2 separate regions of the Homo sapiens genome follow, and region 1 is linked to region 2. A link is a contact called in ENCODE Hi-C data. All regions are on one chromosome and are shown on one strand. Each heading gives the region's core, a stretch centred on a gene start or an enhancer-like site at or near the end of the contact. The rest is flanking DNA. Distances are from core to core; before and after follow the strand shown.

The links. Hi-C counts contacts between places; a loop is a spot of excess contacts on that map. Pooled maps may share reads with other maps.
Region 1: a map of CD8-positive, alpha-beta T cell shows a loop between it and region 2 (14-fold over the local background). The contact joins the promoter of IRAK1BP1 here to the promoter of BCKDHB in region 2. A Hi-C loop is called at or near these places in 3 of 168 maps with a recorded cell type or tissue (B cell, CD8-positive, alpha-beta T cell and naive thymus-derived CD4-positive, alpha-beta T cell), 1 of 37 single-sample maps with no recorded cell type and 13 of 50 pooled maps.

What each region holds. Positions count from the first base shown.
Region 1 is chr6:78,866,165-78,868,997 of GRCh38, reverse strand. IRAK1BP1 (interleukin 1 receptor associated kinase 1 binding protein 1) reads right to left here and starts at 1,447. Exons shown (of 4, transcript NM_001010844.4): 1 at 1,107-1,447. The coding sequence starts at 1,421. LOC107986613 (a long non-coding RNA gene) reads left to right here and starts at 1,508. Exons shown (of 2, transcript XR_001744210.2): 1 at 1,508-1,610. RefSeq lists enhancers at 660-1,260, 1,093-1,412, 1,443-1,552.
Region 2 is chr6:80,104,940-80,108,053 of GRCh38, reverse strand. BCKDHB (branched chain keto acid dehydrogenase E1 subunit beta) reads right to left here and starts at 1,383. Exons shown (of 10, transcript NM_183050.4): 1 at 1,165-1,383. The coding sequence starts at 1,360. RefSeq lists enhancers at 1,041-1,120, 1,087-1,587 and silencers at 1,171-1,270, 1,301-1,500.

The DNA of each region.
Region 1 (2,833 bases), core at 198-2,697, 1.2 Mb after region 2:
AAATGCAATTCAAATATCTTTTCTTGTTAAAAATAAGGACTTGCTTTTTCGGGGTATGGAATTTCTTGCAATAGACTGGAAGTAACAATGCCTGCACTTTTACCAACTCAATGTCATCCTGGATAAGTTACATCTCTGGCCTTTGGGGTCCTACTCTATAAAATGAGAAAACTGAAATCGTTGATCCCTATGATTTCTAATTTTCTTTCATTCTAATTATCGGCAGAATTGGAAGCAACTTACATTCTGGTTTCAGGAATACATGAGTTCAAATATTGCTCTACCTAAAGTTCAGAGCATTGTTTAACCTCTTTAAATTTGGAAAACAGGGATATTAAAACATGCCTAACAGTGCTATTGTGTGGATTAAATGATGGCTTCATTTTTTTTCTTGCCTTAGGAGTAGGCTTAAGGTAAGATTTGTTTAGTGATTTGTCTCATGGACATCTCCGTTAAGTAAGTAGAAGTATTTCGTATATGTGGTATCCACAATACTGGCTTGATTTTTTCTTTTAAGTTAAACCTAAGAAGGCCGAAGAAATTTTGGGGGAATCACTATAAAATGAAAATCATTATAAAATGAAAATGGACGCAACTTCTTCCCCACTTCCCAACGTTACTGTTTGCGGAACATACTCAAGAACCATTCCATGCAAAGTTTTACATGATCGGAAGGAAGCAGGTCGTGCTCTTCACTTGCCAATTCCATGGTGCGGAATAAAAACAAAACAAAACAAAATATTTAGTGTCCAGCACTCCACGTGGGCAAGTATTTACAACTAACATTTCAAGTTTTAACATTTCATCACTTTAAATTTAAAAACAAAATCACTGAAGCAAATATCCCCAGATAAAAACCTACCCAATTTGCATTCTTTTATTTTTAATTTGCCTGAGGCCAATAATTACCTTCGTCTAGGAGAAGAATGGGTCAAATATTCACTCTGCCAGGTCCTGGCGTCCCGGAGTACCTTTGCAACAAACGCGTCCTAAACGCTCCAGACCCTCCACATCTCCCTTCCCGCTAGGGGGGCCTGTGGGGCCCGACCATCTGCCAACCCTTTTGTGTCTTCCGGCTCTTATTTCCTCCCCCGCGGAGATCTCACCTGCACGCCCTGCTGCTGGAGGCTCTGCGTGATGTAATCTAGACGGCGACAAACGCTCTTTTTGGCCTCGGCTGCCGCCTCCTTGGTGCTGCTCACTCGCACCACCACCTGCGCCCGGTCAGGGCCCGCAGACACTTCTGAGGTGCCGCTTACTTGCACCTCGCGGGTAGCAGTTTGGGCTTGTGTTGAGGAGAGGGGGTGGCGTAAGCCCGGTAGCGTCTCTCTCCCTGAGGCCAGGTTGTTCTCCCGGCTCCGGTCAGCCCAGGGAACCAGTTCCACGAACACTCGGGTCGGAGGGGTCTTTTGCAGAGACATAGCGATGGCAGCTGGGTTTCCATAGTAACTACCGGCCGACGGCGGCCGAAGGGGCCAATGCGCACCAGGGCTTGCCTGTGCACGGCGCAAAGTATGCCGGGATGGGTGTGGAGGCCGCGGAACTTCTGGCGGGCGCAAGCTATATGCCTTGTTGATCTTGCCGCATCTTTTTTACTAGATGTCGGCTGAGTGAGTAGCTACAGTTTTTAACATGTTTAACTTACGGCCTTCAAAAATTGTTAGCGGACTTTCTCTGTTGCCTCCTCAGTGAGCTCTGCCCTTTCTCGCAACTCCTTGTCGTCCCACCGCGCCTCTGCACCTCAGAGGAAGGAGAAGAGTAGCGAGGCCGAGCGGGTTTTTAGATTTCTCTGTGATTACCCCCAGCCTTGTCTTTTCTGACTTTACCGTCCCCGCTTGGGGTACTGCTTTTTGAGGCTCCCTCGGCCACATTTTTGTGGTTCGTGAGAGGTTTCAGTTGAGGTGAACTTTTTGCCCCTGTGATCTTGGACAGTTTATGATTCTTCATATCTCAGTATCATCTTCTCTAAAGCAGGGTTGATAATATTTTTTATATTAGTAATATATAATATATTCTAATATATATAATATATTCTAATATATAATATATTCTAATATATATAATATATTAATATTATCAAAGCAATGTTGATAATATTTTTCACATTTGCTATGTGCTTATAAGGCGCCCATTGTATGTAGAGTGCGTTGCATATGGAAAGCAGAGTGAACATAATGGATGTTTGTAATGATAGCTATGGCTTTGGCATCATTTTTGTGTCTCCCCATTTTTTTCTAAAATCCCTGGAATGGTTCGGGCCTTGAATTCCGACAGAAGAGATTTAGGTGGTAGCAAAGCACGTCCAACATGGAGTTTGCTGGGCCTGCACAACTTGGAGCTTCTCTGTACCCTTTTCTTCAGAGAACTTTTAGAACACAACCCTCAACTTCCCGTCTTCTGGATTCTCTTCCTAGCACTAAGCAATGATCTTTGTAAAAATAGCCCCACTGACTTATACGTCTTTACTATCTGAATTTTATCAAGAGAATCGAGGGGGGAAAAAAGAATTTTGAATAACTAGTTCTAGAAGGACAAGAACTGTTCTTTTAAAAGGACCCTGAAAAGCTGACAGTCCTCTTGTAGTTTCTTCACCATCGTTTTTTCTGTTCTTTTCGATTAGTATAATTCAACTAAATCAATGGTACCCCCCTCCTTTAATTAGGCTCATCACTAGATTAACATAATTTTGTGTATATCCATCTTGTTTATTGTTAGCTGAAAACAATTTTAATTTAAAAACTAACGTTAAGAACTTTCCGTCATAGTCTTTTATTATTTAAGACACCCAAAATAATGTTTCTTAAACTTGGTGAAAAATTCTTTTTCCCTTACG
Region 2 (3,114 bases), core at 134-2,633:
CCTTAAATGAGATGATGAAACATACACACAGCACCTGACCCTGGTAAGCACTCAATAACTGTTCATTCTTATCCACAAGACACACTTCCAAAAATGTCAGCTCTAGCATGCACATGAGAAGTTATTAGACAAGGAAGCAATACATGTTTCCCTACAGTTTCCTGATATTCTGAAGAGAGACACTGGATCTGATATTCTGATGAGAGACATTACATGAAACTTGCAGAAATGGTAAAAATCATGCAACAGTCATACTATGAGGAGTTTGCTACATGCCCTTCCTATGGCTTCCTCCTCTCATCCCCTTCACCTCCTTGGCTAAGTGGCAGCATAGCCCAGGACAAGCTCAGTACTAAGCTCAAGTAGAAAGTCTGAATTCTTTCACATCTCTAGGAAGGACCTGTTCTGTGACCTTGGGAAAATCAGTTCAATTACTCAGAATTCTGTAGGTAAGAAGAAACCAAGGGACATATATACATATATGCATATATATATGCATATATATGTGTGCATATATATATATGCATATATATATATATGCGCACATATATATGCATATATATGCGCGTATATATATCCACACATATATATATGTGTGTGGATATATACACACACACACACACACACACATACACACAATTTCTGTATGTAAGAAGAAACCAAGGGACTGAGTAACTGAATTGATTTTATATACATATATATATTTTATATATAATATATATAATATACATTTAAAATATATATATATAAACATATATATATATCTTTTAAATGCCTCTACCTAAGCTAGTGGCCCAGTCCTGGCCAGGCTGGAACAACACCTAAGGCCTGGGTTGAGAAAGCAAGGACGGAGGACAGAGAAAAGGGAGGCGTTCCCTGGGCACCACCCCTCCACCCTCAGGCTCTTCCAGGTGGCAGTATGCCCTCTCACCCATCTCAAAGTTGCGGGGGAGGGGGGACTGCGTCTCGAGGGCTGAACAGTCACAAAAATAGAGCAAGAAGTGAACCACAGTTAGACCCTGAGGCAAGGAGGTTCCAGAGAGTCAGGAAGTTAATAAGCTGGGATGCAAGGATTGCAGCCTGCCGGCCCCTGCCCCTCGCGGGCGCCTGCGAGCCTGGGAGTCCGGGCTGCAGCGGGACCGAGTGGGCAGTCCCAGGGCTCACCGTACTCCCGGGGCTCCGGATCTGGCTGGAAAGTAAAATGAGCCACCTGCCGCCTCTGGGCCGCATCCTCGACAGTCGCGGCGGGGTGCAAAAAGCCCCGCGCCAGCCCCGCGCCAGGAAGCCGACGCCAGTGCCCCTCAGCCCCTGCCGCCCTGAGCCTGAGTAGCCAGCCGGCAGCCGCCGCTACAACCGCCATCCCCGCTCACCACCGGGATTCTCAGGCTATGCAGCCGCACGCCGCCTGCGGGGAGGGCGGAGCACCCGAGGAGGCTTCCACATTGGTCGGGCCAGAGGGGCGGTCCCATGAAACAGACCAATCGGAACTGGAAATTTAGGGGCGGGGAAGGCGACGTGACGAGCTGGTCGGCTTCTGCTCCTTGTGCGCATGCGGAAGAGGGGAAGTGTGGGCTAGAGGTGGCGCCAATGAAATAGTTTCTGGGGTGGAGCCTCCCCGAGGTCGGCCGTGCGGTCCTCGGGTGAGGACCCGAGTTTGCAAAGTTCCACACAGTGCCTGGAGGCGATCTTTTCCGGTGTCATTTACAGTGCCATTTCCAATGGTTTAACATCCATACTTTTTTTTAAATGTAACCCTTTTTTATCCTGTCCTGTCTCTATTATTGTGTGAGAGGTGAAGAGAGCTACTGATTGGCATTGGTTATTGTTTTGACTTTCGAAAAACTGCTGTAGTCACTGCTCAAAGCTTTCACTCCTTATTCACACCCTCCTTAAAATGCTTAATAAGCATATATAGATTTTTATTGATTTCGTTTTTCCACATTTAAATGAGAGATGAAAGAGGTAAACTTAGATTTCATCCTGCAAATCCACTGAATAGGAATTCAGATACATTTTGCCCAGAAGTAGCAAAAATTACCTGATTGGCTTAGTCTAAGTAGCTTAGAAACCTGGAGAATTTGAGTCACTAATTTTCATTTATAGTAATCAACTATGTAAATTTGTTTTAATCTAAGTGTTTACCAGGATACATTCTCTGTCCATGAATTTACTAAAAAAAAAAAAAAGCACATAAAACATGAAATATCATAAAATCAAATATGACAAGAGACAACAGAGACAGTGTGTCCATCAGATGAAAATGGGAGGGTGGGGAAGGATGGTCCCAAAACAGAATTTGAAGAAGAAAGTGGGAGTGGAGGAAAAGAACATTCCTCTTCCATTATGCCTTGCCTCTTAACCCATCTTTGGTTTTGCACAGGGGCAAGGGAGGAGAGGGTAGAAATGGGGCAAAAGGAGAGGCAGAGAAATGTGTTTTCTGACTGAGATTAAGAAACAGCAATTGAAAACTGCCAAAGGGAGAACCAGAATTATGTCTCCATTTTTCCTACCCCCACACTAAGTCCAAAAATTCAACATTGGGGAAATTTTTTATCTTGGCTTTTGTTAGTGTTCATTTCTGCTGTTTTAATAGTGTGGGGTAGAGTGTTTTGCATGTGCATGAAGGGTATTTTTGTTTTAATGAAGGAAGGGGTAACAAAATGAAATTACATTTACATAGTCAAATTTGGGTTTAAACTAAGGAGAGTAAAGAACAAGGATAAAAATGAATAGAGCTTTTTTTCTATTTGTTGATAGTTTAGGGAGCTGGGGGTACTGAGATTATTTAGGTCGGGGAGAAAAAGAGAAAAATAATAACTGATGAGAATTTTATTGAACCTCTGCTACGTACAACCCAATGACAAGCCACCATTGAGACAAATAAGATCAAGGCATAGTTTTACTTCTAAAATGTCCAAGGTGGTAGAGAAAAGAGACAGATTAGGCAACTACAATCCAATGTGATAGGAGTCCTAGAATAGTGCAAACAAAGTGAAACACAAAAAGAGCAATAAACTCTTATTTGAAAGTCAAGTGTTTCCAGATATAACTCTGAGCTAGACCTAAAAGATGACTAGAAGTTACCAGGCAGACTAGGGAGAAAATGGCATTCCA